Regions from separate parts of the Mus musculus genome. Here region 1 is linked to region 2. The links are chromatin loops, found by intact Hi-C in ENCODE. Cell type or tissue: heart. All regions are shown on one strand. Links, peaks and the distances in the headings refer to the core of each region. The heading gives the core; the rest is flanking DNA. Region 1 holds the start of Slc25a24 (solute carrier family 25 (mitochondrial carrier, phosphate carrier), member 24). Region 2 holds the start of Fam102b (family with sequence similarity 102, member B).

What was found. Hi-C counts contacts between places; a loop is a spot of excess contacts. Peaks named below come from ENCODE experiments on the same cell type or tissue, not always from the same donor. Only the 100,000 strongest peaks of a DNase experiment are listed, where the experiment ranks them.
Region 1: a loop joins it to region 2, with 1.9 times the contacts of the local background. A loop is called at or near these places in 1 of 42 quality-filtered maps.

What each region holds. Positions count from the first base shown.
Region 1 is chr3:109,115,482-109,130,948 of GRCm38, reverse strand. It overlaps Slc25a24 (solute carrier family 25 (mitochondrial carrier, phosphate carrier), member 24), which reads right to left and starts at 7,800. Exons shown (of 10, transcript NM_172685.3): 1 at 7,562-7,800. The coding sequence starts at 7,744. It overlaps Gm19391 (a long non-coding RNA gene), which reads left to right and starts at 7,875. Exons shown (of 2, transcript XR_867568.1): 1 at 7,875-8,003; 2 at 9,802-10,416. It overlaps Slc25a54 (solute carrier family 25, member 54), which reads right to left. Exons shown (of 10, transcript NM_029054.1): 10 at 14,367-14,612. The coding sequence ends at 14,437. In heart, for the core only: a CTCF peak has its summit at 6,574; DNase peaks (open chromatin) are centred at 7,108, 7,528 and 7,798; H3K4me3 peaks cover 2,359 bases; H3K27ac peaks cover 1,854 bases.
Region 2 is chr3:109,017,853-109,033,319 of GRCm38, reverse strand. Fam102b (family with sequence similarity 102, member B) reads left to right here and starts at 5,713. Exons shown (of 11, transcript NM_001163567.1): 1 at 5,713-6,135. The coding sequence starts at 5,999. In heart, for the core only: CTCF peaks have their summits at 6,704 and 7,575 (motif pointing left); DNase peaks (open chromatin) are centred at 5,599, 6,209, 7,579, 11,419 and 1 weaker place; H3K4me3 peaks cover 2,653 bases; H3K27ac peaks cover 1,507 bases.

The sequences.
Region 1 (15,467 bases), core at 2,935-10,934, 99 kb before region 2:
GGCTATGGAATCAGACAAGGGTTCAAATGCTTTTACCAGTTGCTAGATTCAGAGTCTTGGTCAAGTTTTTCAATTCTTAGAAGCTTCGAATATAAAGTGGAAATGGTTAGAAATCCGCCCCCAGACAGTGTAAAGATTTCTATTTAGTTGAAGTCACTGAACAGCGTTAAGGCAATATTCATTAAGCTGGAGGCACAGCGAGAACAAAGCCAAGAGGAGCCATCATTGTGTCCCTGAAACTCTTGCTGTATATTAGTTAAGTGCATAAAAATCAATAAGCAAACAATGAGTAGGGCAAGTTCCAGAAGCGAAGAGAGATGTTTGATAAAATATTTGCATGTTATAACATGATATCATCAGCCCTGTGGTTCATGTTATAACATGATATCATCAGCCCTGTGGTTCATTCTTCCCTATCGATCTTGAAAATGCTATCAACTGGCTCTCCTCGTTATCTTGGTCATAACTTGGGTCCTTTCTGTGTGGTCACATGGGTCCCTCCTACAGAGGTGTGTTCTCTACTCGAGTATGTCAGATGTGCCTCCACATTCTTTGCAGTATACTTAACTGTTCCCCATGAGCAATAAAGCCCCCATTTGTGGGGCGAAAGAGGTGACTCAGAAGTTAGGAGTACTACTTCCTTCTGCAGCAGACCTGGGTTCATAACCCTGAGTTCTAGGAGAACTTATATGAATTTGCCCCTCTTAACTTCATAGTAAAGAGCTAAAGGCACATCCGGGAAGCAGGGGCACAAAGAACACCCTAAGAGCCAGAGGTAGCAGGGAGTGCTGAGAAACGCCATCCTCCAGACATGATGTGGCTATTGCACATCTGAACTCATAGCAGATGTGATTAGCTGCACAAAGCCTGTTAGAAAAAAACGTGAGCATGGAGTGGAGTGTGTTCCTGACGCTCCACCCCTAGCTGGGGAGCATTTGATAGACAGCTGCTGTCTTTAGCTGGGTGGCCACTGGGATGTTGGCCAAGACAGTGAATGACCCCACAACCACTCATATATGGGCTGTGTTCATCAATTAATTTAAACAAAAGAGGAAGCTGAATGGGGAAGAGGCTACGGGAAGTTGAAGAGAGGGAGTGGAGGTGGATATGACTACAACCTATTGTATCCGTGTATGAACTTTTCAAAGAATAAACTTGAAAAAGAGAAAGCAGAGGCCACAGCATCAAAAGTGTAGCACAAGCAATTTCATACCAGGCTGGCTCCTAATTTTGTCTCAGGACTGCCTACCATAGTCTTTTCTCTTCCACCAGTAATTTTGGAATGCCTACCAATGGTTCCCTGCTGCGCACTTTATGCCTGATTTCTACATTCTACTCAGGTATTTTTGGTATCAAAATATAAAGACACTAGAGCCAGCAAGACGGTAAGGGTACTTGCCACCAATCCTCATGACCTGAGTGCCCTCCCCAGACAGAGAACTGACTCCTACAAGTTGTCCTTCGATCTCCACATGTGTGCTGTAGAACACAGGCTTGTGCACATATATAATAAATAAATGTAAAAAAACAGTATAAAATCTAAAACATGTAAATAGACATTTGCTCGCTTCTGTGTACTAAATTTATTCTAAAAAGCTTGGAAATATGGGAAAGAGGTAAAATTAGGTGAAAATCTATGGGGATTTCCCCTCGAGGTAAATACCTATCTTAGGGGCAAACTATTATTATCTTGGAACTTGGAATACTCTATAGTTCTCACCTCTTTATACTCAAATAGGCCATCTCTTCAACCCCTGACACTATAACAATGCTAGACCACGCCTGGTCAGTATCTTTGACTGAGTCATCAAATCGAAGCCCCAGTTTTATTGGCCCCAGTTTCCCAGATATAATGTGAGCTTTATGTACCAATTTTATTGGTATAAAAAAGATATCCAGGTAGCCAATAAAGACATTCCTGGGTGTGTTTGTAAGTAATTTTGGGAGCGATTAGCATTAGAATCAGTAGACTGTGTGTGAAGGCATATGCCAGTCCACAGAACAGAACAAAAAAGGAAAAATATAAAGGAATTCATCTTTCAGAATGGGAACATTTGTAAGAACTGGTATTCTAAGTGGATGGAATTGGAAATGCACAGACTGTCAGTCAGTGTGGAGCCCAGGGAAAACCAAGTTTCTTCAAGGAAGCACACAATTCAATTGATATGTGTAATCCTCAGACTTCATAATTTCCATTTCTCAAAATGTTTCCTATGATAATGAAAATGTAGTTCATATGCACCATGCAATACTGTTCACCTGTAAGGGGAAGTGAAATCATGGAGTTTGCAGGAAAATAGAAGGGACTAGAAACAATCATGTTGAGTGAGGTACCATGGACCCAGAAAGACCAGCATCCATGTCACCTCTTGTTGGGGGCTCCTACTTCCAAATCTTCAGATATGAATACATAGCCTAGAGTAATAACAGAAACCAGGAGAGTAAATCACGATCATGGCCAGGAGAGGGATGTTGGGGAGCAACAGAGAGAGGAATACCAGGGTGCTAGTGGTCTGATGGGGGCAAAAGGGGCTCATTAGGGAGGAGGAGGGAGGTAAAGGGAAATGGTAGGACACAAGTGATCTGATGAGGATATGTGAAAGGGAGAGGGATGCTGAGGGGGAGGCGGGAGGCAGAGGCTGGGAAAGGTAAATACAGAGGAAAGGGAAGAGGGTAAAACAACAGTAAGGATGTCTGCAAAGGCCATCATACTATTAACGATTTGCCTGAAAATAACTCTAAGACACATAATTCTGTGTGTAAACATGCATTTATAGCTTTAATGAATGTTTCTCATCAGGGATGACAATGCTCCCTCCAAGAACCCAAAACTACCTACATAGACCTGAGAAGCCCTCTTTTGAGTTTTTGGCCAATGCCATCAAAAAGACTCCCAAAGCGTACAACCTATTGCTGTTGCCGCTGGCTGCCTCCCAGGGTTGGAAGGCAGAGCCCCTATTGCTGAAGATACCATGTACTTCAGAAACAGCACAAAGGCCCCTGAGGCAGAACTGATATGCTCTAGCTGTTACACAGGTGAACCACAGTAGCAACCAGAATGGCAGAATAGCCTAATGGTTCCATAGTTTTACACATGTTGGTGATAACCAACCACTCTCCAATTAAATTTAAAACCCTCTCAACAAGAGGGAACACATGCCTGGGACAGGAAGCCTAGCTAATGACCCAGTGCTAGTAAAATCAAGGACACTGGAGGAGAATCTGTAGCCACTAATTTACTAAATCAGCATAATCCCTACTAACAATCTAAGCATTCATCCTTGTACCTTGTACTGGCTGGTTTTGTGTGCCAACTTGACACAAGATGGAGTTATCACAGAGAAAGGAGCCTCCATTGAGGAAATGTCTCCATGAGATTCAGCTGTAAGGCATTTCCTCAATTAGTGATCCAGGTGGGAGGGTTCATTGTGGGTGGTGCCATCCCTGGGGTGGTGGTTCTGGGTTCTTTAAGAAGGCAAGCTGAGCAAGCCATGGGGAGCAAGCCAGTAAGCAGCATCCCTCCATGGCCTCTGCATCAGCTCCTGCCTCCAGGTTTCTGCCCTTCGTGAGGTCCAGTCCTGACTTCCTTTGGTGATGAACAGCAATGTGGAAGTGTCAGCTGAATAAAACCTTTCCCCCTCAACTTGCTTCTTGGTCATGTTTTCTACAGGAATAGAAACTCTAAGACATACCTACAGATAGGTGTAGTGTCCACCCCTCGTCAAGGAAATTTCTCTTTGCAACAGACAACAACAAACAATCAAAATGCAGAGTTGTGGAGTCCAGTCTTCACGGACATGTCTACAACACACTCCCACAACTAAGGCTCAGGGAACACTGCAGACGAGAGAGAGGGAAGATTGCAAGAGCGAGAGGATGGCGGAGTCTGTTGTGAGACTGTGTCTCCTAGTAAAGTCAAAAACAACATCCATAGAGTCTAACCAAAATCTCATCCATAAAGTCATAATGACTGCCCAAATATGAGCTGAACAAGAATAACACCAATAGATGAATGGAGAAAAATCTCATGAGGCCTCAACCCAACACAGGGAACTACAAGCCAGGAAGCAATGCTGAAAGGGGGAGGGGGGTATCTTCCCCAGAAAAGAGCACCAAATTACTTTTTCAATACCAAATGGTAAGTCCTGAAAACATCATACAAATAGCATTATACAGACTTAGAAGGCTATATGTGTGTGTGTGTGTGTGTGTGTGTGTGTGTGTGTGTGTGTGTGTGTGTGTGTGCAATAACAATAAACAAAATGCCCTTGAATTTAGAGGCAAGCAAGGAGGAGTGAATAGGAAGGGGAAAGAGAAGAAATGTTGTAATTACCTTATTAGTTCAAAAGAAATTTTTAATGTATCTTATGAAGATAACTGGAGTAAAATGAAATGATAAAAATAAAAACCAAGGGATTCTAGTGTAATTTTATTTGACACAGTTTTGAAACAATTGATAAGCTAAATGGCAATTGGGATATTGGTGATATATTATAAACATGATGTTGTATATTTCATATAATCATTCAAAATGCCATATGGCAGGGGTTAACAACTTCTTTGATCTTAAGGTCCTTTTACAATCTTGAAAGAAAGTTTTTGTGTATTGTGGAAATGATGGCCCATGGAAGGTGGAATTATTTCTTCTCAAGGGACCCTACATAGTGGGCACAGCTGACTGTCCTCTGGCCTGCAGCCACGGCACCTTCAGACACACTGCAAAGTCATCTTTTCCTTGGGCTGCTTCAGGCAATGACTGGAGTCGGTGGGGAGCGCAAGCTAGGCCACTCCTCCCCCAACACACACGTGTCCCCCTGTTGATTCCATGTGGCTAATTCCCTATGGGCCTGGCCTAGACTTTCTAGGAATTTCTGTGTTTGTATGAAGCTCTTCTGTTTCAAATCCTACTCCCCTACCAATGAGGAGGGAAAGCCGGAGCCTGGTTTACTAAGCATCACTGAGGGTTTGAACCACCAGATTCCAGCCACAGCCTGAGGGGAGCCTCAGGAAAATGAAGAGAAGGAAAAAAAATCGTTCTAGAATGTGTTGGGGGGACAGGGGCATTCACTGCTTATGTGGGGAGAAATGGCCTGAAGAGGAAAAAAAGTCAGGGAATATATGTCCAGATGACAGTTAAAATGGTGTTCAAGTTGGCCCATGGCCAAGGAATTCCCTGTCTTATCACATACCACATGTTTATCCGGTTTCCCCAGCATGCTCTTGGCTAGCTTGTCCTACTTACAATGAAAACAGAAGCACTAACAACTGTGGCCTACAGGACAACTCAGAGGGTAACGGCACTTGCCACCAAGGCCTGAGCTCCATCCTGGTACTCACGTGTAAAAGGACAGAAGTGACTGTGTGAGTTTTCCTCTGACTGCCACACACACGATGGCCCCCAAGCACGCATGTGTGCACACACCCATATGCACAAATAAATAAATATGTGTGTAAAAGAAACACAAGTGATACAAAGAAACACAAGTGATACAAAGTTCAATTTGTATTATTATTATTATTATTATTATTATTATTATTATTATTATTATTACTAGACAGGTCACTGCTGCATCAGTGTATTTCACGTGCTAGCCCTAAATCCTTTAGTATCACGTTGGTCCAACGAGTGAGGCAGAATCACCAGTATTGGGAGCTGATCTTATTGGAGGGTATAATGATTAAATAAGTAATATCACTCAAGAATTGTAACAGTAGTGACACGTGAGGTAAGGGAGCCACTCACAGCTGCATGCAGTCAGCTCATCTCTGAAAGACAGTCTAGGAAGACATACCACAGACGAGGTGACCGAAGGTCAAAACTTTCCCTTAATTGTAAAAGTAATGTGTATTCATTCATTTTCCTAAACTACTACAAATGTAAAGGAAAAAGTACAAAAACTCTTATAGTTGAAAAATAAGCATTACTAACCTTCTGTAGAAGAATGTGTTACTGCTGGGGATAGTTGACCACATGAGGCATGACCACCAATAGTGACACTACACATCTGAACAAAATTAATATAATATAATACATATGTGTGTGTGCAAAATATATTCATTTATTAGTGACAAATATGAGTTGCCATGTTCTAAATATTTATATGCTTATAGGTTTTTACATAATTTATGTGTAATAATTTTTTTAATTACAGAATGTTTTTAATTACAGAAAGTTCCTCCTGACTCTGTGGGGTTTGTTGTTATTGTGGGATTGTTGTTATTATAGGGTTGTTGTTATTGTGGGGCTGGGGACCTTGAGGTCTGCTGTTGCTCTTTGTTTCAGTTCACTCCAGTTTGACTTAGATAAGGAGAGGACAGAGCCCAAGCTGACCTGTAACTAGCAACAATTCTCCAGTCTCAACTCTCAGAGTCCTGGGATTGGAGGCATGCCCCGGATGCGTTGTCTAATTTATTCATATTTTCAAAGAACAAAAATGTATTGGGAAACCTAAAGCACACTTAGAATGATACATAAGTCAAAGACATCATGTCAGTGATTAGAAAACACCTGGAAGTGATTAGAATAATAAAAACAACTAATAACCGAAACATGCCTCTGAGATGCAGCCACAGGGTGGCTGAAGAGATGCTATCACTCAAAAGTAGCTAGGCAGGCCTTTGATTCAAGAAATGGGAGGAAATGAGTCAGCCCGGAGCAAGTAGAAGAGCCACACTCGAACTTGGTTCTTTCAGAAAGTGCATCGAATAGGCAAACCTATGGCCAGAGTGAAGATGGGGGAAGAACTGAGATAAGGAAGAAAGAGGGACCCCTGCAGACACAGAAGTTCTGTAAAGTTATATAGAATAATGCCTTGGGCAAAACTGGCAGCTTCCAAAAAATAAAGTTGTAACTTACCAAGAGGACAAACTAAAGTGAAGACTCCTCTATTAATGGCATTGACAGTGACTGAAAGAGGAGTTTTAAATATAGGTACAGAACAGTTGTGGCCCACTCAGTAACTCAAGCACCTTCCTCTTAAGATAGAAAAGCCAGCGTCCTCTTGTAAGACAGCGGGCTGGACAAGTTCCAGATCTAGTGTCCCCACCCTGCCAAGGAGCCTGGATGTCAGGGCCACAATTCATATGACTCAGAGAAAGTCCAATTGCTTTGCAACAGGTCAACCCTTCAGATCAATGCGTGCACCCAGGGGACTAACTTTGAACGTCATAAAAACGGAATGTGGCCTTTCTACCTCACCCAGCAGTTGGGAGCAAGGCCGGTTTTAACTCCTTTTTGAAACAATAAACTCTAGCTGTAACAAAGTTACTTAAAGTTGGGACTCACTAAAGTCTGACAGCAGGTCATGAAAAGTTTGCAAAGGACGGGACAAGTGAGCCAAGAACCAGAGATGCTCTCAGAACAAAAAGTGTTGACAGTTTTAAGTGTGCAACATTAATTTATCTGGGAATACACCCGCCGCCTTCCAGATCCAACTCCTTGGAGCTCTTTCAGCGGGTTGGCGGGCATAGTTCCTCCTCCTTGCCTGGCCTCAGGCCACCGCCCTCCCAGGACCTGGCTGTGTGGCGCCTGCGGCCACCCCAACACCCTACAGCGACCCACCTCCTCCGCGTCCTGGCCCAGCGGGATGCCCAGGCTTTGCAGCCCCTGCTGCAGCTCTCCGATGTCCACCACGCCGTCCCCATTGCGGTCCAGCGCCCGGAAGAGCGTTTCGTAGCGTGTGGGCGGCTCCGCGTCGTGGCAGGCGGCGGTGGGCAGCACAAAGGCCCGCAGCCAGCGCAGCATGGTCCCGGGGAAGTCACCGTGAGCTGGTGGGGCGCGATCCGAGTGCGGAGGCCTGTGGGGTGGGGCGGCGGCCGCGGGTTGTCTGGATCGTCGTCGGGGGGGGGGGGGGGGGGGGGGGGGAGGGGGGCGAGGCTTCTGGCTCGCAGGAACTGAGCTCCGCACAGGGTGTGGTCGCCCAGCTGCTGCTCTGGGCGGAGCTGGCCCAGGCCTGCGCTGGCGACTAGGAGGGGATGGGCCAGCTTCCTGACTCCAGAACCAGGTAGGATAGGGTGCTGGGGGGGAGGGGGGGATGAAGGGGGGAATGCAAGGAGGGTTTCTGCTCTGCCCAAAGGCACAAACTTCGCCAACAGATTTATTAAAGCTTGGGTTTGGGGGTAGTTTGATGAGCAGGTTGCTCAACCTCAAAGCCCCGTTGGGCTGGAAGACTTGGAGAAGTGCAGAGTTCATCAGAAAGACAGCAGTAGGTGGGTATCTGGGACAGAGAGTCAAAAGTGAAAATGGCTATCAGACCAAAGGGAGAGGAAAGGGGCCTGCTAGAGGCCTTTTTCTGAGAGGAGCATCAGCCACCCAAGAGGGCATAGAGAAAGGAGAGAAGATGGAACACAGTGGGTACCTTCCCACAGCACACAAAGAAACCCCAGCTTCTTTCCTTCGAGACAGGTGTGGTCCTGAGGTTTGCCATTTATAGTTCAGGTGAGACACAGTTTCTGGGATAACGGGAGAAACGCTGGGACTACAGAGACTTCGATACCTGCTCCTTCGGCTGTGTAATTCCAAAGACCTAACGTAGCTTCCCTGGATAGCCTCCCGTCAGTAAAATGAGAATATGAACAGCTGCTTTGCCATCAAGTGAAATGTCCTTCTCTGGAATAGTCTCAATTCAATCACTGCTGCTTAGCAGAATCTGTGGTTATGTCCTGTTGTGTCCGGGTATTTAAAACGAACACTAAAACCACTTGTTTCTTCCAAAGTGGAGGACTTGAATTTCCCTCCTTCCTTACCACTCTGTACATTAAAATATACTGTGTATAAATAGAGTCTGCAGATAAAGGCTGCCAGTAACCAGTTTCTGGGCCTCTATTGCTTCCAAGCCATAGTCTTGGAAATTAGCCCCTTCCTCTGGAAAGGCTCTCAGACGCCACCAGTCTTTGTTGGCTCTCCTGGAAAATGGCTTCTAAGGCCATCTCTGGAGATGGCTGATGTTGAGGACGCTTGCCAACCCAGAAATAAAGGTTCCTCAGTGGAACAACCTGTGCTGTGTTCGAACTAGGAGCTGCCTCTCAGCTCTGAAAGCAATCGCATGCTAGGAAGTTCTGAAAAGAGCAGAGCTATATAGTGACAGAAACATATCGGGAGTTATGTGCTGCAAGAGTCAGAAGGGTTTTTTTTCGGGGGGTGATATTAAAGGGCAGAAGGCAGCGTATGAGGTGAGTGGTTTTATTCCACCCTGTGCTCCCCAGTGTTGCGGTCACACCCCCCCAGCAGTGGCCTACAAGCAATGAGGTCATGTAACCATGGGCTGGAACCTCTGAAACCAGCCCAGGTGAACCTTTCCCTGTTTATAAACATTATCTCCAGTATTTGCTGTGACGGTGAAGGATGGCCAACACAGAGATAACAACCGTAGAAAATTGTCTGCATGGGAGAAGAAAATGCTCACGGACCCCAATCATCTCCATGAAAGGGCTTCCCTTCCTGTGTCCATTCGTCAGGCCCACAACCAAGGGCTCCCACAAAGGCCACACAGAAAACCTGGGTTCATACTTAGTTTTACTTGATTTATTGTGGTCAGGAAGGACAAGTCTAGGGTTCAGCCTAATTCAGCACTCCTGCATTAAAAGACTTGCTGCCTTCGCATGCCCTTCATTTCCATGGGAACCACAGATATTTTACCCCCATCAGTTTTGGTCCTTGAAGACATCAGCACCTACTCTGGATCACTTGGAGTAGTGAGGGATCTGCTTGAATAACCACTCCGGAGTCTCATGGTTTGAGCAGATAAACATGTTTACCCTTTTTATTAACAGCTACTAATCAATTGCTCTGTGCTATTGCAGACAAACCATCAGCCTCTGCACAAGGACCAGTTCGGTTCCAAATTCCCCACGGTTGATGCTCTCTCAAATCTGAGTGATCATGAAGGAGGCCATGTATTGAACAGCTCCCGTAAAAAGCTGTGATCATCACCGGAAAGGTGATTTCACCGTGCAGTGAGACATGAACCTGGATGTCCTAGCAGTACAGTGAGGAAACTAATCATTTTATGTTTTGGCTCATTCATATCACATTAAGCTAATTGGAAATTCTGTAAGTCATTTAAGAGTCAAAATTCCAGATGAAAAGGGAATTCTGTCTCTTGCCCAGACTATCAACCCATCCCATCCCCAAAATAAATGTAAACAATTCTCAGTTGTAAAAACATGACACTTAAGTATGGAAATCACCATCATTACTAATTCGTGTGAATACTTCACATTTTAAAAGCAACTGTAATTGTTTTAAATAATAGAATTTCAATTGCCTTTAAAACCTTGCCTCAGCATTTTGAAATTTAAAAAGCTCTGTTAAGACTTCCGTGTTTCTGGGGAGATTGGGCTGTGTCAGGAGGGCCTGGGAGGAGAGGGGCCCTCCCTCTGGATGTAAAGTGAATAAATAAATGAATGGAAAAAAGACTTCAGTGTTTCAACATTTATTTGAACTGTGTCCTGAATGTTATATTTTAGTGCAAATAATTTGAATCTTTTAAATAACAGTAACCGTAGACAATTGATCAATGTTGTATATTTCTATTTTATATATAAAACACTGGAATCCCTCCCCCTTCCTCTCTCCATCCCTAACCCTCCATGCTTCCTTCTTTCCTTCCCTCTTTCCCTCCCCACACCCCTCCTCCTTTTTCCTTTCCCATCTTCCTTACAGTTAAAAGCCACCAGGCAGCTCTGAGTGAGACAAGCTGGAGTGAAAGGCGGTTGAGCTGAGCGCCTGACTGCACTGAGTGAGGAGTCCCCACAGGAGAAACATGGATGCACAGCCTGAATGTAACCAGGAGGAGCTGTCAGATAAACCAAAACAGAATCTCCCACCATCTGCACCCTTTCGATGTGTAAAGATAATGAAAGTGGAAGAATGATTGAAACCTTTCTGGCTGAAGAAGACAGAAGTGAGAGAAGCGTGAGACCTGAAAGGATATCCTTTGGAGGGTAGGTAAAGCCCGGCTGGAATCTTGAGAGCACACACCAGCTGCTGCTTTTCCGTGTTGCATGGGCTTGCAAATTTTGTGAACTGGCTTTTGGAGTGAGCAAAGCTCCGTTATTCTTAAAACAAACAAACAAGCATCCCTCTCCTTCACAGATGGTATAGCAAAAACCATCCAGATGATGATGGAAAAAACAGCAGTCACTGGTCACCCAGAGGTCTATCTGGGTAAAGGAAACCCATGCTGAGGGTGTGTCACGTGACCGTCCTTCACTTAATATCGTCACAGAGTGGGATTAAGTCAGTGGTGGTTTCACTAAGCTTCCATATAATTCAACCTTCATGAATCTTCTGTCAGCCATGAAGATAAACTAGACTTCCCAACTACATTTCTTTTTTTCTTTTTTATGTTGGAGATATTTCACATAAGCATTGAAGGCAAGTCATAATGTACAATGGACACATAATAATTAATTTTTTTTCTTATCCTTATGTAAGAGGATGGAATTCTCAGCTCTGCTGGTGCACTGCACTGAAGCCATGGTCTTCATCTGCTTCATGTCATATCCTAACTCTCAGGCCTGCCTTGCCACCTTCCAGCAGGAGAGAAAGTTCAAAGCAAATACAGTTCAGAGTTCCACTGGGAGTAGTCAAGGATGTTTAAGCCACAAACAATGATAGACGTGACCACAGGCTGGAGGAAGTCAAAACTCTTAGCTAGAGTTTAATTACAACACAGGACAGTGATAGATGTTGAGCTACTGAGCATGGAGCTCCTAGAAAGGTTCCCCACTTACGTTAGGTTACAGTGCAATACAGGATTGGGGTGGGGAGAGCTGGGAAGAGGTCTCAGTCAGTAAAAATGGTCGCTTCGCAAGCATGAGGACCTGAGTTCAATCCCCTAGCACCTACATCTTAAACAAAAAACAAACAAAATGGACATGGCAGGGCACACTTGTAATCCCAGCACTGTAAAAGCAAAGACAGGGATCTCTAGAGCTTGCTTCCCAAACAATCTTGCCTGAATAGGCAAACTTCAGGTTTATGGGAGACACTGTCTCAAAAAAAAAAAAAATAAATAAGGTAGAGGGATATGGCTCAGCAAGGTAAAGATACCTGTTGTTAACCCTGTTGACCTGAGTTCAACCTTTGGGACCCACAGGCTGAGAAAGAACTGATCCCCGGCAAGTGACCTCTGACCTCCATGCACATATCTTGGCACTTGTTTATGTGTGTGAGGTACGGAGCCTCCTGGCTCCACTTGTACACCCACCCATATGAACACACACACAAGAACACTCAAAACATGGCAGGGAAGCTACAATAACATTAATTATTTTATACAGATGACTTCCCTGAATTATCTTAGAGTTGGGTACTATATTGTAATAGTCAATGTTCAAGGAAGAAGGGCCAGAATGAAGGTTGAAAAAAGACTAGTAACAAGAGGTGGTATAAAAAAAACCCTTGCCCTCCACCAAATACAAAACAAGAGTAGACAGATGTTCCTTCTTATATATGTTGCTCGTTCAACTATTAAATATTCATTGAATGCCTGCTATGTGCCACCTAGAGACCTCCAAATAGCACAGATGACAAGGAAAAAACCTAGCTGGTTCATGGAGTCTGTGTTCGAGTCCAGGGAGACAGAAAACAACATGATCATTTCAAAAGGCTTCTGACACTATAAGAAATTTGGGATGGGACTGGAGATATGACTTAGCAGTAAAGAGCACTGGCTGCTCTCCCAGAGGACCTGGGTTTGGTACCCACCACCTACATGACAGATCACAACCATCTGTACTTCCAGTTGCCACCTTTCCCTCCCAAGCCACTGGCAGCCACCATTCCACCTGCCTCTATGAGTCTAAGCACTCTAGGGCACCTCGTATGTTTATCTTTATGACTAGTTCATTTCCCTTAAGGCAACATCATCCAGGTTCATCCATATGTAATGTGCATCGGGATTTTCTTTCAAAGGAGAAATAGCATTCCATTGTATGCATATACCATAGTTTATTCACGTGTAGATGAACTTTCAGCTTGCTTGCACATTTTGGTTGTTGCAAGCAATGCTGATATGAGCAGAGACGAGCACACTGCTCCTTGAGACCCTGCTCTGAATTGTTTTTGAAACAGTGTAAGTTGCTGGGTCATACAATCACTCTACTTTTGGTTGTATGAGGTCTGCTGAGGGACTCCTCTCCATGGCACTGTGCTCTGTCAACAGTACACGGGATTCCAGTTTCTCCAAGACCTCGCCAGCACTTGCTGGTTTCTTAACAATAGCCACTGTGATCAGGAAAGCCAAACAGATTTTCTTTGCTTATCTGTGTCATTTGTATATTCTCTTTGGAGAAATGTCTATCCAAGTCCTTTGCTCACTTTTTAACCAGAGTTTGTTGTTGAATGTAATCACAATGCATAGTATAATGTATTAAAATGACACAGAGGAAATGCTCATCTTGTTCACTTGATATTTGCTAATGAAGTAAAAAAGTTAATACAGAACTATTAACAGAGTTCTGACAATAGTCATCTCATTGTAACAGTGAGATATTAGGCTATTGTTATATTATAATATTAGCATTATTGCTCAGTCAATTTCATGACTCTTGTAGCTCCCATTCACACTGCAAATAAAAAGTAATGACTCAGAAGAGGAGCTTTAGAGATAACCTGCTCTGAGTCACACACTTGGCTCCCTGCTTGCCCAGGAGGAGGCAGCTGCCCCACCTCCAGCTCCACCAGCCAGCTTCAGTCAGATTACCTGAGAGGGCTGAAATAAGTGCAAAAACAGAAACAGTTAAAAAATGTTAGCCAGCTTTCCTCATCATGGAAGGAAAGAGAAGCTGTTGAGCAAATCACTCCAGAGTTTGTGGAAACTGCATACAGGACTTCCCCCAGGTGAGGGAAAGGAGGTAGCTCTTGTCTTCAAAGATGTCTAGAAAGATAAAACCATCTTCATGGGGTGAGGGGGATCAGATGTACAGAAACTGAAGGGGACATAGGACTAGCAAGGGAAGTGGCTCATAATACTCTAAATGGAATTATGAAGTGGCTTGTCTATTTTGCTGAAGAAATTAACTATAACATCAAGTTTAAGTGCACTGAATTCTGCTTTACTGTGTAAAACATGTTCAGGCTTAACTTTAAAAAGATTTCTAACCAAAAACTCTTATGTAGCCTACCAAGTGTTTCCTAATGTAATTAGGAATGCATTACACCATCGAATCAAAAACTACTTTAGGATTTTGTAAAAGGTAACAGGAAATGTAAAATAAGAATTCTGTGAATAATAAGGGATTTTAAGGTATGGAATAATTTTACCAAAACTACCATTTAATTTGCATATCTTACAATAGACAAAGACAAAGTAATTTTGTACAAGTATTTGATGCTTTTTCTTTTTAGGAAGAAGCAAGATCACCATCTAGCCCAGGTGTGATCTGATACCTTGGTGATGATGGCAATGATGACAGTTTGGTATTCCACTTCTAGATTAATCCAAAAAGCCTTTTCACTAGTTCGTGAGCCACACTGCCAATGCCCACTGCAGGAAGCAGCTTGAGGACATTAGGGGTGAAGCCCCTGAAAAATCCCTTCTTCCCTTCTTTAGTGTATATTTCCTGAATGAGCTGCATCATGCGCACTGTTTCCTTTTCCAGCATGACTACAAATTAAAAAAAAAGTATAACTCAGTATTTAATATTTACATATCAATCTAGCCCAAAGATAATGAGAGCTTATAGAAATGGAAATCATTTCCCAGGATACTCATATACAGAATGATGCTATACATCAATAGCGTAATACCCACAGTCCACTCTGTAGCCCTATAGGCTATATAAAGCCCCTATAGGCTTGTAGCCATATCATAATGCAAAATGCATTTAGTACAACTTTAAAAAGTTCCCATAGTTTATAACAACCGAAAACTTGTTTAAAAGTCCAAAGTTCAACATCTCTTTGGAAATCCATACAATCTCTTAACTGCAATCCCCTATAAAATCAAAATCAAAACGCATCACATACTTCCAGGCACAAGGTGTATATTTCAGTTCCAAAAGGAGCACAGTGAGGAAATACTGGACTAATGTAAGATTGAAAACTGCTGGCCAAACTCCAAACATTGTGTCTCCATGTCAGATGTCAAAATGGTCTTCAGACCTCCAACTCCTTCTATGGATATTGTCTTCAACACACACTTTCTTTTGGGCTGGTTCCACTCCGCATTAGCATCTTCCTAAGCAGATATCCCACAGCCTCGGCTTCTCCAACATCTTGGGAGTCTCTCCAAGGCAATCCAGGCTTCACCTTCACAGCTTCACACAATGGCCTCTCTAGGCCTCCATGTAGGAACATCCCTGCCACATGCCTGGCTTCAGTGGTTTCCCTTAGTCTCAGAGGGAGATTCCATAACCCCTTTCTTCTATCCTTGACTCTAAAGACAGAACCACATGGCCAAAGCTGCCAAGTTCTGCTGCTTGCTGGGGCTGCAACATGGCCTCCTTGTTCAATTCCATCT
Region 2 (15,467 bases), core at 4,535-12,534:
TAGGAGTTGGGTCTGAGAGGAGGAAATGAGTTTTGGGAAGAAGGGTAGCTTTGAGGCATCTTTTGTCTCTGTTCCCTTCCTGTTTCTTTCCTTCTGCTTCCTGGTCACTGTGAGGCGAGCGAGCAGCCTCCACCAGAAGCTCTCCTACCACAGTGTTCTGTCTTACCTAAGTCCCAAAGCAATGGGGCTGAAATCCCATCTGTGGACTGAAATCACAAGCAAAAATGAGTCTTTCCTTCTTTTAAAACTGTTCTTCTTGGGTATTGTCACAGAAACAGAATGTCTGACTAACACATCACCTCTACCTCCCCTTTCCAGTCACCACCACACCCACCTCATAGTAGAGAGTACTATGAAAACTGTCAACCCTGTAGAGATTGGACGGCCCTTCCGAGTCAATATAGAATACACCCAGACACCAAGTTCTCAGCACAGAAGATTTAGTGCCCTGGAAGGGCATTCGGGGGCGGGGACAGGAGCTACATCTGGATCAAATAAAGGCAGACAGCAAGCAGCAGTAGCAGCAAGGAGTGTTTTTGTTTGTTTGTTTGTTTGTTTTGTTGTTTGTTTGGGTTTTTTTGTTTTTGTTTTGCAGGAGTGGGTTTTTAAGGAAAAGTGAGAGTCTATGATAGGGTGAGTTGGTAAGCCTGATTGGATGTGTTAACCAAATAATGAATTTAATTGTTGAAACTTAATGTTTTGTCTCAGGAATGAGCCAGTGGCCAAATAAGGAACTGGACCTTGGGGACTAGCTTTAGGAATGTAACCTAACGGTTTTTATCCAAAGAGAGGGAAAGGGGGAGAAGAGCAAAGCCTGCTGGCTCTGTGTCATGCTCGAGTCTGTTAGAGAGCAGGCCACAACCTTTGGCAGCAAACAGTCTGGGAATGTATCTTGTAGCTCTGTTACTTCACCTAAGGAGAAACACAGCTTATGACTGGTTCATAAAGCCAAGAAATGTCAAGAAACACTTATTGGCTATCTATTAATATCAGATATACCATATTTTGCAGGAGATATGAAGATGACTAGCTGACCTAACCATCTCTGCCTTTGAGGAACCTGCACCACAGAGGCTGGAGTGCTCAGGCTTGTTACTTCCTAATCTACCGTGCTATTAGAAGAGTTTGGAAAGGTTTTTAAAAAAAATTACACCCTTGGGATTCCCTTGGCATTCAAAGTACAGGTTCAAATCAGTTCTGCAAATGAGATGATAAAAGATAAGATAAAAATGGGTGTAAGTAAGTATGGGCTATCTCCTGGTATTTGTGCCCACTTGCAAGCAAGTTATGATGACATGAATGTGATATGTAGACTCCTCTTAAGGTCCTCATGATGGGAGAGTCAGTAGGAGTTTCCTATTACCCGCTCCACATATGCCTTCTAATCAAAATAGACCTACCTTATGTTATAACACACACTCTCCAAATCTTGCTGGCCTGATACAAATCTCTTGCTCAACTCAAAATGTTTCCTGGAGGTGTGGCCAGTTTCTCTCTTTGTTCTTACTCAGAGGTCAGAGTTCTTATGATTGTGTGGCTCTTCCTTCTTAGGTCAAGGGCTCCTCCATAACTACTATGGCAGGGGAGAGACGGTCCAGGAAGCTGCTCAAATATTTGCTCCATCTCATCCTGGATGTGGTGCCTTACTTCTCATAGAGAAGAGGCTAAAACAGTGTTTCTCAACCTGTGGGTCGTGACCCCTTTGGCAAACTTCTCCAGAAATATTTATAACACAATCCACAACAGTAGCAGAACTACAGTTATGCAGTAGCAACAAAAATAAGTTTATGGTTTGAGGGAAACCACAGCATGAGAAACTATATTAAAGGGTCACATTAGGAAGGTTGGAAACCACTGGGTTAGAACAGGACACATAGCCATACCTGCCTACAAGCGAACTGAGAAATGCAAGCTTTGATAGGTCAGAAAATGAAGGTGGACCAAACAGGTGGTGTGTCTTGACATTCTATATCCTACAGATTTCCAAAAGAAATTTTATAGATTACACACACACACACACACACACACACACACACACACACACACACTTGTATTGGATTCCAGTAGGAAATGCTGGCTGGATCAATTGTGAGCTCACAGCTTTCTGGCCTTTTGCTTGGCTCTGTTCTCACCCCTGTATGCCCCACATGTCTGACACGTCTAAACCACATTTCTCAGGCTCCTTTACTCTCAGTGTGGGCTGGCTTGGGATCATGGGAAGCACCTGCAGGAGATCAGAACAGAGGAGGCGAGGGGTGGCGGGGCTGTTTCTCCCAGCCTCTCTGCCTGGGCTTGGCACAGTTCAGAATCCTTTCATAGAGCCTTCCTCTTGTAAATACTGGAGTACTGGACTGCTTCCTGCCTTCGTCCTGACTCATGCCAGGTGTTTAATCATCAAACTGTAGGCTGCCTTCCAGTGTCACTACAGCTGGAGATCCTTATAAAATGCAGATCTGAATATGCCACGCCTCTGGTTTAAGACAACAATGGCTCTCGATTATACCGGTTTCCAAGTAGGACTCTAAACTGCACACAGACAGAACTAATTTCGGTTCCCTCTGCAACATAGTATCTCTTCCTCTGAGCCTCTCAGCATGAGAATAGGATAGAAATTGAATTGTTCCCCACCCGTCAGGCCTCAACTCTAAGGTCACTAATCCCAGAAAGCCTTTCACAAGCTTACTTAACTCGGCTAGCAGGTGTTATCTTTCTTCTATCACAGCCGGCTCCCTTCTCCATCACTTACAGATCACTAGCTGTTACATTACACTACAACTCTGCTCATTTTTCCATGTCCTCCATAGGATGTAGCATCTGCGATGCACCTCAGATCTATTAGGTGTTCAACACGTAATAGGAGCTCAGTAAGTACTAGAAAGTTCCTGGATACTGCTAAAAGGTTTGAACCCTCCTTGGACTAATGTCAGCTCTCATTCAATGACAAAAATCAGAAAAACCCTTTTAATCATCCTTGCTCATAGCTACCTTCCGCTCACTTGCAGGACCATTTTAAAATCGCTTTGCTAAGATGATCTTTTATGGGAAATTCTCTTGCCAAGGTTACCAATGACCTATGAGCTCTTCAATTCTATAACTTCTTTTCAGGATTTGCAGTGCATGTGTGTGTGTGTGTGTAGGCCAGAGGTCAACATCTGGTGTTTATATCAATCGTTCTTCAATGCCTTTTTGAGACAGGATCTCTCATTCAACCTAGAGCTTGCTAATTTGGTTAAACTGGCTGCCAGCAAGCCCCAAGAATCCTCCTGTCTCTGCATCCAGTCCCCCAGCAGATCTTAACTAACGTTACAGGGTTTGAATTCTCTCTTGGCTTTCAGGCCATCTCTCTTGGTCTTTCTCTTTCTCAGGCTGCTTGTTCTTGGAAGCCTTCACAATCACCTCCCCCTCCATCTGCCCATTAAATATTCTCCAGGGCAGCTCACTCCTACCCGCCTTTTGGGCTTCCGCCATCAGTGACTACCACAATTCCCAAATGCATATTTTCAACCTTAACCTTTCACAGGCACGAAGGCTCAGCCTTGCTCCCTGTAAACAGCACAGATTCTCATTATTTCCCCTATCCCCAGCCTGCCCTCCTGATCGCAATGTTCAGGCCCTCTGCTTCTGCAAGCTACAGACATCAAAGTCCACTAACACTTCCCCCATCTCTTTCTGACCCACAAGGCAGCAAAATTCCCCTCGCCCAAGTAGTAGTCTGAATCTTTATTTCTCCTACTTCTTCACCTGGAACACCTCCTACTTTCTCCCAAATCCTAGGTAAAATCCATAAAGCCATCACTTTATTCATTCAGTTCATCACTTCTTATTCCAAGTTGTACTTCGTTTAAATTTAGGACTTTTTTCTGTCTTAGGTTTTGCCTTTTTTAAATTGTTATGTAGTGTTATTCTTGTGCGGGGTGTGAGAGGTGTGTGTATGTGTGTGTGTGTGTGTGTGTGTGTGTGTGTGTGGGTGTGTGTGTGTGTGTGAAAGCATGCATGCCATGGTGGTGTTCGGGCCTCAGAGGACAACTTTGTGAAGCTGGTTCTCTTTCCACTTTTCCATGGCTTCTCAGGATTGAAGTCACACTGTGGACGCTCCTGAGGTCCGGCTTGCACTGAGGCTCTTTACCCACCGACATTTCTCTGCAGTCCAGTTTTGTCTTTAAAAGGTCTAAAAAAATACATTTATTTATTTATTTATTTATATAATGCAAGTGTATTTGTAGGTGTGCATGCCTTACAGTGAACCTATGGATGGAGGTCAGAGGCCAATCTGCGGGATTAGCTAGTTGCTTCTTTCTGCCATGTGAATTCCAGGGATGAAACTCATGTCCTGCAAGTTCCTTTAACACTGATCCATCTTGGCCAGGCCAGGACTTTAAAATTATTACAAGCAGGTTTTGGGTTTTGGTCATGGAATCTATCTAGCCAGTAACTGGTGGTTTAGGCAATTAAAATATTTTATATGAATAAATAAATAAATGGGCTGGAGAGATGGCCCAGCAGCTCCAAAGGGACTTGGTTCACTTCTCAAATCCACAGGGCAGCTCACGACTGTCCCGTTTAAGAGTATCAGACACACTTTATGGTCTTTGCAATTACCAGACACACATGTAGTTCACAGGCCTGTAACACAGGCAAGAGACCCAGACACATCAATTGAATTTTTAAAAAACGTAAAGGAATGATCTACAAAGAGGATTCTTTTGAACTACACCTTTTCAAAAATTAAAAAGGCCAGATGCCAGGCTGGGGATGTAGCTCAGTTGTGAGGTAGCTTGCTAGCATGCATGAAAGTCCTGGGTTCGATTCCTAGAACTGCATAAACATGACATGGCGGCACATCCCTATCACCCTGACATGGGGATCACAAGTTCAACATCATCCTTGATTACATGGGGAGTTTGAAGCCAGCCTGAGCTAGAGACCTTGACTACAAACCAAACCAAACAACAGTACCTAAAAACACCACCACCCCTCAAAAACAGTACGCAATTAAATTGATAACATACGTTTTAACAGTAGATACTGTGTGGGGGGGGGGGGGACAATTGATATTCATCTAAAAAGAATTTTTTAAGTATGCCTTTAGAATCTGACTTCATGTGTTCACAGTATGTACAGATTTTAAAGGGGAAAGTATTTTAACTCCTCTGGTCCTTTTTCTTTCCTGGGTGACAGAAATTAAATAAACAAGCCATCAATGACGGGAAACACAAGGCACAGCCCCTTGCTTGGGCACTTGGTGTGGCCACAGCAAATTTTAATCTTTTCCTTTCTCCTAGCTGACTTTCATCTAATGTTTAAGAGCTAGTGGGGTTTAGAGACCCTACAGAAGATTTTTAGGTTTGGGATTCTATTTGTCTCTATTTATCTTCAAACCCAGAGGCCGTGAAATCACTGGAGGGGGAGGGGAAGAAAGGGGGGCGGTGCAAACCCAGAAAGGAAAGGCGCAGAGGAAGCTGCACAAGGAAGCTTTTTCGGCTGGGTTTGTCTTTTTTTAACCCCGGGGAGGCGTGCCGAGCTCGCTGCTGTCGCGTGTTAGCTTGCCCAGCTTCCCCGGCGGGGCGCGCGCCCGCCCGGAGCTCCTCCGCCCTCCGCGGACCGCCCGCTTCCGCGCTGGGTGCGCTTCCGGCTGCGGCCGCTGGGGGCGCCCCGGGCAGGGAGGCGGCAGCGACCGTTCTCCTAGCGGCGCCTCTCTCTCTGCTCGCGATCAGACGGGCGGCGGCGGCGGTACGGAAAGGGCGCCCACTCCCCGGGCGAGCTGCAAGGCGACCGCTCCTCGCGGGCGGCCGGGGTCCGCGCTGCAGCCGCCGGTGCTCTCAGGCCCGGGCTGCCGCGACAGGCGGCCCCGGCTCCCGCCGACTCGCGGCGCCCCCCGGCTGCGCCCCCACGCGCCGCTCGCGGCCCGGGCCATGGGGCTGGGCGGATCCGAGGCTCGGCCGAGCTGAGGCGGCGGCGCCCGTCCGCGCAGCCCGCTCGCCGGCGCCTGGCCCTCACGATGATGAAGAAGAAGAAGTTTAAGTTTAAGGTGGACTTCGAGCTCGAGGAGCTCTCCTCGGTGCCCTTCGTCAACGGGGTCCTCTTCTGCAAGATGCGGCTGCTGGACGGCGGCAGCTTCACCGCCGAGTCCTCCAGGTAAGGAGCCTCGGGAGCTGCTCTCCCGCGGCTGCCCGCAGGCAGGGGCTTCTTGCACGGCCAGCATCCCTTTCTATGCTTGGCCCCTTTGCTCTGTCGAGCTGCCAGCTCGGTGAGCTCATCGTCCTCCAGAGACGAGTCTGAAATCAGCCAGAGCATCGAACAAACGGCACCAAGTGCTTCGCAGTGGGCTGGGCTGGTTGTCCCGCGCGCCTATCTTCAGGTGGCCCCTGAGTCTGCTTTCCCCCCAGTTCTTCAGGAACGGTGGAGACACAGAAAGGATGCTTCTGGTTTGTCCAAAGACATTTCCCATATTTGCAAAATCCAAAGTAGACCGTAAACCTTAGAGAAGCGAAAATGACCCAAACTGTTACAGTCCAAGAGCTCCCACTCGGAACCGCCTGTGGTTGACGTAATTACTGAGACTTTACTGGGACTTAGGGTGGCCACGATAGAGCTTGGGATACGCCTGGTCGGGCTTGTCTTGAGTCAAGCGTTCCTGGCAGACGAGACTATGTAGTCTTTGGCTTGCCTTAGAGCTATGTCTCCAGTTAATGTGCTTATATTCTCAATTACCCATCTTCAAGTGGCCACTAGTGGGTCTCAGTGAAAGACTTAGAATCAAGAGAGCCCAGACCTTATCCTCCATGTCCTTTTAAAATGAGCACCTAGACACTGGGAAAGAATCTGACAGCAGGTGACAGAACGCAGCCATGTATGGCAGGATTCCTTGAGTAATTTAAGGGCAGGTTACACATTGATAGATTTGCTCTTAGATATTTTTCTCTACAGAAAAACAAGATACATGAAAGAAGTTTTGGAATGAACTTTTAAGTTCTTAAAGTCAAGGAGAAGGGGCTAGTCGTCAATATATGTTTTGTCTACGTAAACTTCATTTTTACCCTAAAAAATATTCTTTTTATCTGCTGTTCCATTAATAATGTAAAGGAAAAAATGTCAATGGGTTGTGGGACGGAAGCCAGAAAACTGCCCTCTCTGGCAATAATGAATCCCGTGGAAGCCAGGAAACGCCAAATTGCCTAAATGAACAGATGTACGCGGCACTATTGATCCTCAAATTTATTTTTAAAAATCCACTGAGGATAATTTTCAATATTTAACTGTGATGACAAACCTGTAGACATTCAGCTAATTGATTATACAACCATTTTAACACTGCTGTCAGAGAACAATGAACTGTGGAGAGGAAAAAACTACATGCATACATACATACACACACACACACGCGCGCGCGCGCGCGCGCGCGCGCGTGTGTATGTGTGTAAAACTTCCTAGCTCTTGCAATGGAAATCCTGAACACCATGCGGGGGTCAAGTGACAGCCTTACTCTGAGGCCTAGACAAAGTTTTCCTGGAGGGTTCTTTTCCCCCTCCCCCAAGTTGGAACAGATAGACGTAAGCCTCTGCCTCAATGGTGCCACCTGGTGGTCAGAACATGGGCCTACCTACCTTCTTTCTTTTCTACCTCCTTTTCTGCATGGAGTGTTGATTTGCCTCACAAGTCAGTCAGTCACAAGTCTGACCATTTCCCCCCCACACACACCTCACTCCCAGTACACATGTCCACTGGGCCGTTTAAACATATTGATTACTCTAGGTAGGGCTATGAGGTGGAGAGTTTTACTATGCTAGTAAGTGAATTGAGTCTTAGGAAGCATACCTTCCCAAGACCCCCTCCTGTCTGATCGCGTGATGCCAAGTTTCTGGCCCAAGTCTAACTTCAGACAGCGTGATGTCAGACAGAGAAAAAAGGTGTGTGCTGTTGAGGAGTTTCTGAGTCGGCAGCTGCCTAATAAGTTAAGGTATGAGGGCTATAATTGATTTCTCCACACAGGAAAAAATAAAAGTCAGGTTGCTTGTGTTAAACAAACCTTTCCTCCAACTAAAATCTGGATTTATGAAGAGAATTGAGGTTAATAGTGCCCTAACCAGGGCTTAGCAAACCTCAGTCCCACCGTGATGACCCTGCGTGGGTTTACTTAGGCATTCACAGCTAAAATTTGGAAAACTCAGCCAGTGATTTAAGGCCATCTTGAGGGTTTCCTCAGACAGTGTGCCTGAAACATTGAATGTATTTTGGCATTTGGTGATGAAGACGTTTGCTTAGATTTTTCTACCAATTCCTTTATCCTACCAAAGTGTGCCAGGTACAGTGGTGCAGATCTCAGTCTCAGAACTTAATGTAGAAGCAGAAGGATGCTAGCCTAGAGTACATGAGGCAGCCTTAAAACACACGTGTGTGTGCATACACACACTTCAATAAAAAGAACATACCTTCCTTTACAGGGAGAAATAGAAAACCTGAAATAATCAAAATTGTGTAGCCTGAGTAGCAGGTACCAATCTAAAGAATAGATCATCTCTGGCTGCTAAATTTTAATATAGAAAATTATTCTAGGGGACCGTTTTGAGTTGTAAGTGGTTGAGACTAACATTTCTCCCATAGCGATATGAAAAGACTTCTGCGTAAAAGGGTTAAAGCGGGCTCGTGACTGTCATCCTAGGAAGGCCTGATGTCAAGAGTGACCTTGATGAGTGTCCTGATCTTCTTGCCTGGATGACAAGCATGCCTTACAGTGCTTAGACTGTTTGTACACCTATGTGGTTCATGCTAAATGCCTTCTGAGAGCCTGGACTTTGCATCCTGCTGAGGAGAAGACAGCTGCCTAAGCAGCCAGTCCTAGTTAAACCTGATAAGTGTCCCTGTCAGACAGCACATCTCCCCCAATCCAATGTTGGTGTCGCTGTGAGCGGATGCTGCTGCGAATTCCGGAACCGTAGTGTCTTCAGCAATGAGTACAGCTGTATGCGGAGTCCATTGAGTTCTAAGGTGTCTTAGTCAGGGTTTCTATTCCTGCACAAACATCATGACCAAGAAGCAAATTGGGGAGGAAAGGGTTTATCCAGCTTACACTTCCATACTGTTGTTCATCACCAAGGAAGTCAGGACTGGAACTCAAGCAGGTCAGAGAGCAGAAGCTGATGCAGAGGCCATGGAGGGATGTTCTTTACTGGCTTCCTTTGCCTGCTCTCTTATAGAACCCAAGACTACCAGCCCAGAGATGGTCCCACCCACCAGGGGCCTTTCCCCCTTGATCACTAATTGAGAAAATGCCTTACAGCTGGATTTCGTAGAGGCATCTCCCCAACTGAAGCTCCTTTCTCTGTGATAACTCCAGCTGTGTCAAGTTGACACACAAAAGCAGCCAGTACATAAGGAATCACCAAACCTTAGGCACGGTCTGAGGGACCCCACACAAAATAATGTCTGTATTGTTGAAAAAGGGTCTTAATGGACACACATGTTACACACCACACACACACACACACACACACACACACACACACACACACACACATCCACACATCCCTTGCCTTTGTTCACAAACTAAACGTGCAGATGAGTCATTGCTCACCAGATATCACTTAAGCACTTAGCAAGTTTCTATCTCCCTGCCGAGGGATGTGGGAAGTAAAGCAAATACAAAGTCCATGAGGGAATTGACTCTAATTAATGAAATTAGATCATAGATGTCCAGTTGCTAGATGGTGGGAGACACATGGCTTACTGCTTCATCAGTGGGTCAGACGCTATGAGAGTTCTGAAAAGGAAAAGTCTTTTATTTACAGTTATGATGGTTGCTGAAATCTGCATTGGTATTCCAGCTGAACACACCTAGAGGATGGATTTGCACTGAGAAGAAAGAGGTGAGAGGAGAGCCCGCGCAAGCCATTAAGAGGGTTGGTGCTGCATCAGCCTGATGGGAGAGTTCCCACGAGCAGAAGCAGCAGATGATGTTAGAGAGGGGCTTTGAATGGCATTGTAGGGTTTGATTTCCCTACTCAAAGGATAGAATTCAATATTGTATTCTCGAACTGCACCGTAACGTGATTAAAGTGGAATTTGAGCCAGCTGGCTGGCTGGCAGTCTGCTGCTGTTTAGATTCAAGTGGCAAAAAATAGATAGATTAGCGATGGAGAGACAAATGAGAGGCTGTGAGAACCTGAATGCAGGCTTTTTCGCATCAGTAAATGGCAGGTGATAATGCAGTGGTCAATGCCTTATGTCATTGACAGAAGTCAGGAAGTTGAGGTAATGCCCTTTCAGTTCTGTTTGGGGTGGGGGAAAACATTGGACGTGGCTGTAAAGCAAAGGTTCTCAACCTGTGGGTCATGGCCAATATCCTGCACATCAGATATTTACATTATGACTCATAACAGTAGCAAAATTATAGTTATGAAGTAGCAACAAACATATATTTGTGTTTTGGTTTAGTTTTTGAGACAGGGTTTCTCTGTGTAGCCTTGCTGTCCCAGAACGTCACTCTGAAGGCCAGGCTCGACTCAAAGTCAGAGATCTACTTGGCTCTGCCTCCCAAGTGCTAGGATTCAATGCAGAAGGCATGCTCTCCACCACACCCAGCATAATGAATTAATCTTGTGGTTGGGTGGGGGGTGTCACTACACCATGAGGAACGGTATTAAAGTGTCATAGCATTAGGAAGGTTGAGAAGCACTGCTCTAGAGAAGAGTTAAGCTGTATGCTTAATATATTTCATCTAAGGGGACAGTGGACCTGACAATTGATCGAAGGCACAGTTATTTCAGTGCATGTATTTCTTATATTCTTGGCCTCTTGGGGCCATACAAGCCTGTTTATTCCCATTAGAAGGTCCATATACTGGTTTCCCTGTTTATAGATGATTAGTGAAAATGAATTTTAGAAGGATCTAGATTCTCCTGTGAAAGTTTAATCGGTAAAAAGAAGTTAGAAAAAAAAATATCCAACTCTTTATTTTGAGGAAGTGACATTAAAAAATGGTTAAGGCAAGTGGTTAGGTCTCACCACAGTTAACAAAACATTTAGAAAATACATTGCAATGTTACAATGGTCTACTCAACTGAAGCCAAGCGGCTGCCTAATAAAATATTTTTGAAGACCTTTCAGAAAAACAGAACATTGTATTATTTGAATCTTTCCAGAACTCCCCTTAATAAAGTATGTAAGTCACTTTTAAAGCTTACTGCAGTTATGAGGACATGTTTAATTCTGGTCTGTTTAAGCAAGGAATGATGGGAAGGGACTCTTCCTACATATCTGTGATTTCTCAGTTTGCCTTGCCTCTCTCTCTCTCCCTCCCTCCCTCCCTCCCTCCCTGTGTGTGTGTGTGTGTGTGTGTGTGTGTGTGTGTGTGTGTGGTGTTTGTGTTGGTAACTAATACGTTTCCAAGTTTCTCATGAACTTGTGGAAAAACCACATGTGAACTCAGGGAGTGTCCGGGAAGCGAGGCGCACATCTGTGTATTGTATCTCTGACTCTGTAAACAAGCTAAAAGGATTTCTTTTTTGTTTTTGCCAAAGAACATCTTTGTTTTCAGGATTTTAATTCACTGGACATCATGTACTTCTTTCCAGTTAATTTTTGCCATATTGCAAAAGTAAAAATGTTTTCATGTTAGAAAACTTAGAGAAGCAAAAATAGCAAATATTTTCAATAAATTAATCATGCAGAGCTTACCACCATTATTAATATTTTGGTATATAACCTAGCCTCCATTGGTCCCTATGCATACCTACCTACCTACATACATGCATACATGAATGCACACATATATACATACTACTGCCTCACAGTGATCAATGATACATATTTATTTGTTCATATATTTATTTATTTTTAGACAGGGTCTCACCATGTAATTCTGGCTGGCCTGCAACTCAATATGTAGACCAGACTCCACACAGATGCCTCTGTCTCCCAAAGGCTGTATTTAAAGGCATACACCACCAGACCTGGCCTTTTGAACCAAAATAGTATCATGCTGTATTTTCAGTTAATTTTTCATGTTAGTAAGTATTCAACTACAAAATATTTCAAATAACTACATATTATTCTTTTATGTTAATTCCAATGATTGAACTAAATCCCTTAGAAGTAATTTTCTTCCTGCCTTTTTAATTAATAAACTATAGTAAGCATCTTTGTTACCAAGATAGTACACATCTGTTCTTATTTAGGCTATTATATAGAAATAGTTATCAAATTTCATGAGTTTTTTTTTAAGATTCATTTCTTTTCATGTGCATTGATGTTTCCAACTTCCCTACCATTGCATTGAGCTGATTTTTAAGATGAAAAGGCACTAAGAAGCAGCACCTATAAAAAATAACCAATACTTATTGTTTGGTTTGGTCTGGTTTTTGAAACAGGGTCTCACTATGTAGTTTTGTCTGGCCTGGAACTCAAAGAGATGCCCTGCCTCCTAAACACTGGGATTAAAGTTGTGTGCCACCAAGCCTGGCTAAGGTTTTGATTTTTTTAAAAACTCCTCTTCCACACTGAGATCACAAAGTAACCAAAAGTCACCAATATTCTAACATACTATCTGCCTACAAGCTGGAAACTCTATGCTCTGAACCCAGCAGTCCCTCTTCTCAGTATATATCCCATGACAGTGAAAGCAATATGCTGAAAGATCCCTATACTTGGTAACCCAGATAGTGAAACAACATAAGCATCTACACACAGGTGACTGAATAAAAGAAATGTGGCGTATCCAATGGAGATTTATTCTGTCTTCAAAGGCAAAGAAATTCTGTGTTTGTGGCAAGGCTAATGAGACTGGAGGACATTATGCTAAGTTAAAGAAGCCCTGGGTAGAAAAACAAACGCTGTATAACATCACATCTGTGAGTGAGATAGAAAAGGGCAAGGTTGGTTTTTTTTTTTTGGAGGGGGTTGTTTGGTTGGTTTGTTTGTTTGTTTGTTTGTTTGTTTGTTTTATCTCCAATTGAGGCAGCCTGTTCTATATAGTAAGATCCTGTCTCAAAACAAAACAAATTGTGTTCATTCAAGGGTGTTCATTTAGCATCATTTAGGGGACACTACCAAATAGACACCCAGAGAGGATGCTGAATTCTGAGGAATCTGGAATATTCTAATAACAGAGGACTTGGGTTAGTCTTAAAGTTAGTGTCTTCAAAGACTAAAATTATGAGCGTGTATTTTTATATATCTTAGTTTCTTGTTTTTGTTTAATTCTTGCAAAACTACATCAATAGAGATGGGAAGTCTATGTTTCTCCTCTTGGCTCAGGAGATACGTGCAGTTTTGTTTTGTTTTGTTTTGTTTTGTTTTGTTTTGTTTTGTTTTAAATAAGTGACTTAAATAAAATGAGTTCTGTCTCGTATGAAGTCCAAGCTGCTAGTGTGGTTCTCCCCAGGCAAATTGTCAGGTACCTGGACTCACTTTATATTTCTGCTCCCGGGGTATTGGCTCATCCCTGGAGACAGTGGCTCACCCTGCATCCCAATCCCAGCCATGGGAGAAGAGAAAAGTGGGGAGGACCCGTCTGTTCAGTCTGTAGGCCTGATCTTAAACATGTCTGATTGTTAGGGAGGCTGGGAAATGTCATCTTTATAGGGTATCATTGTACCTGGCAATAAATAAGATAAATAAGTAGAAGGGCAGATATCAAGGGGTTAGGAATTTTCAACTAAAAGAGCACAATAGAGAAACGCTACCACACTACAGCTAACAATTAAATGGCCTTGTCTGTTTGTCAAAACTGGTGTTTTTATTTTTTAAGATTTCTTTTTTAAATATGTATTGATTTTATTTTTCATGTGTGAGTGTTTTGCTTGCACGTATACATGTGTACCGTGTGTGTGCATTGTACCTGCAGAGACCAGAAAAACAAAACAAAACAAAAAAGAGTATCAGGGTTCCCTCCCTGACCATCTTATATAGCCCAGGCTGGGCTGATCTTCCCGAGGTTCTGAGTTCAGTGCCGAACAACCACAACTCCCAGCAGCTCACAACCATCTGTAATGGGATCTGATTCCCTCTTCTGGTGGCCGTGAAGACAGAGCACTCATATACATAAAATACATGAATCAATAAATCTTTTTCTAAAACGTTTTCACGGAATGGGATGGGAGAGGAAGCTGAGCAGAGGCGAAGAGGCAGGATGTGAGAGCTTGTCAGCCGGGGTCAGGGGTTGGGGCAGAATGGCAGGATGAGTTAGGAAGGAGAATAGTACCTGGAGAATGGGTCACCGAGAAATGGTGAGCTGGAGGAGAAGTGACGAGGGTTTCACTGCCATCTTTTTCTGTGGCTTGTATGGGTGAAAGGTATAAGCAGAAATGGGCTGTGGGCCCTAAGATCCCTGGGGGGAGAGAGGGGAGAGATGTCATGCTTCACTGTGTCCCACCTCAGGCCCAGGATGTGCAAGGCAGTTAGTTCCTCCAGTTCCCAGTTCCTCCAGCCTCCTCATGGGTTTTGTGTGTATGAGTGCTCCATCTTCATGCACACCAGAAGAGGGCATCGGACCCCATTAGAGATGGTTGTAAGCCACCTTGGGGTTGCTTGGATTTGAACTCAGGACCTCTGGAAGAGCAGCCAAGTGCTCTTAACCAGGAGAACAAGTGAGGTCCCTCGGGCCCTGTCTACTTCCTAGGAGGTCTCGCCTCCTCTTATTGCTTTTGCTCTGAGGTCACCATCCTCAGCAGCAGTCTCATTTCCAAGGAAGGAATCTGCCTCCTCCTGTCTCTCTCCACATTCCTGCGCCTCTCACTCTGCCCATGCCTGGCTTCCAGCTCCTCTCTGTATACACTGCCAATCCGCACTTTGTAGGAAAAGAAGAATAATCCATTTGATCTGTCTTAAGCATTCCTCTTCTCCTCTCAACCCTGTAGTGTAAGTTATGCCCCACCACGTGACTGAAACTGACTTTCCTAATATCAGTCATAGACAAATTCTATGTTTTCTCATTTGTACTCCAACCAAAGCTGTGGTAAGTACCTGCCTCTTGAAAGTTGACTGTTTCTGTCTCCTTGAAACCCCCCAGCTTTTACCTCTCGGGTCTCTGACTTCCTTTATGAGTTCTCTGAGGGTCTCACTTATACCCATTTCATTAATAGCCTTTATTTTTAGAGCAAACTTGAGTAGGTAGTATAAAATTCCCATATGCCTCCTGTTGCTCACACAGCTTCCCCTCTGTTAGCCCCCAGCACAGTGGTACATTTGTTACAGAGAACCAGGAATCTACCTTTACACACCATTGCATCCAAGGTTCATAGACTATCAAGTTCACCTTGGTGTTGTGTATCATACGATGGCATATACCCACCATCGTAGTACCCTATGGGATACAGGATAATTGCACTGCTTTAAAAACATGAGCTCTGTCTATTCATCCTTCTTGCTTTAACCATTAATTTGCCAACTCTCTTCCCAATGTTGCCTTTTTCAAGCATGTGCCCAGCTAGAATTACAGTGGATAGCCTTCTAATTGGCTTCTTTCACTTAGT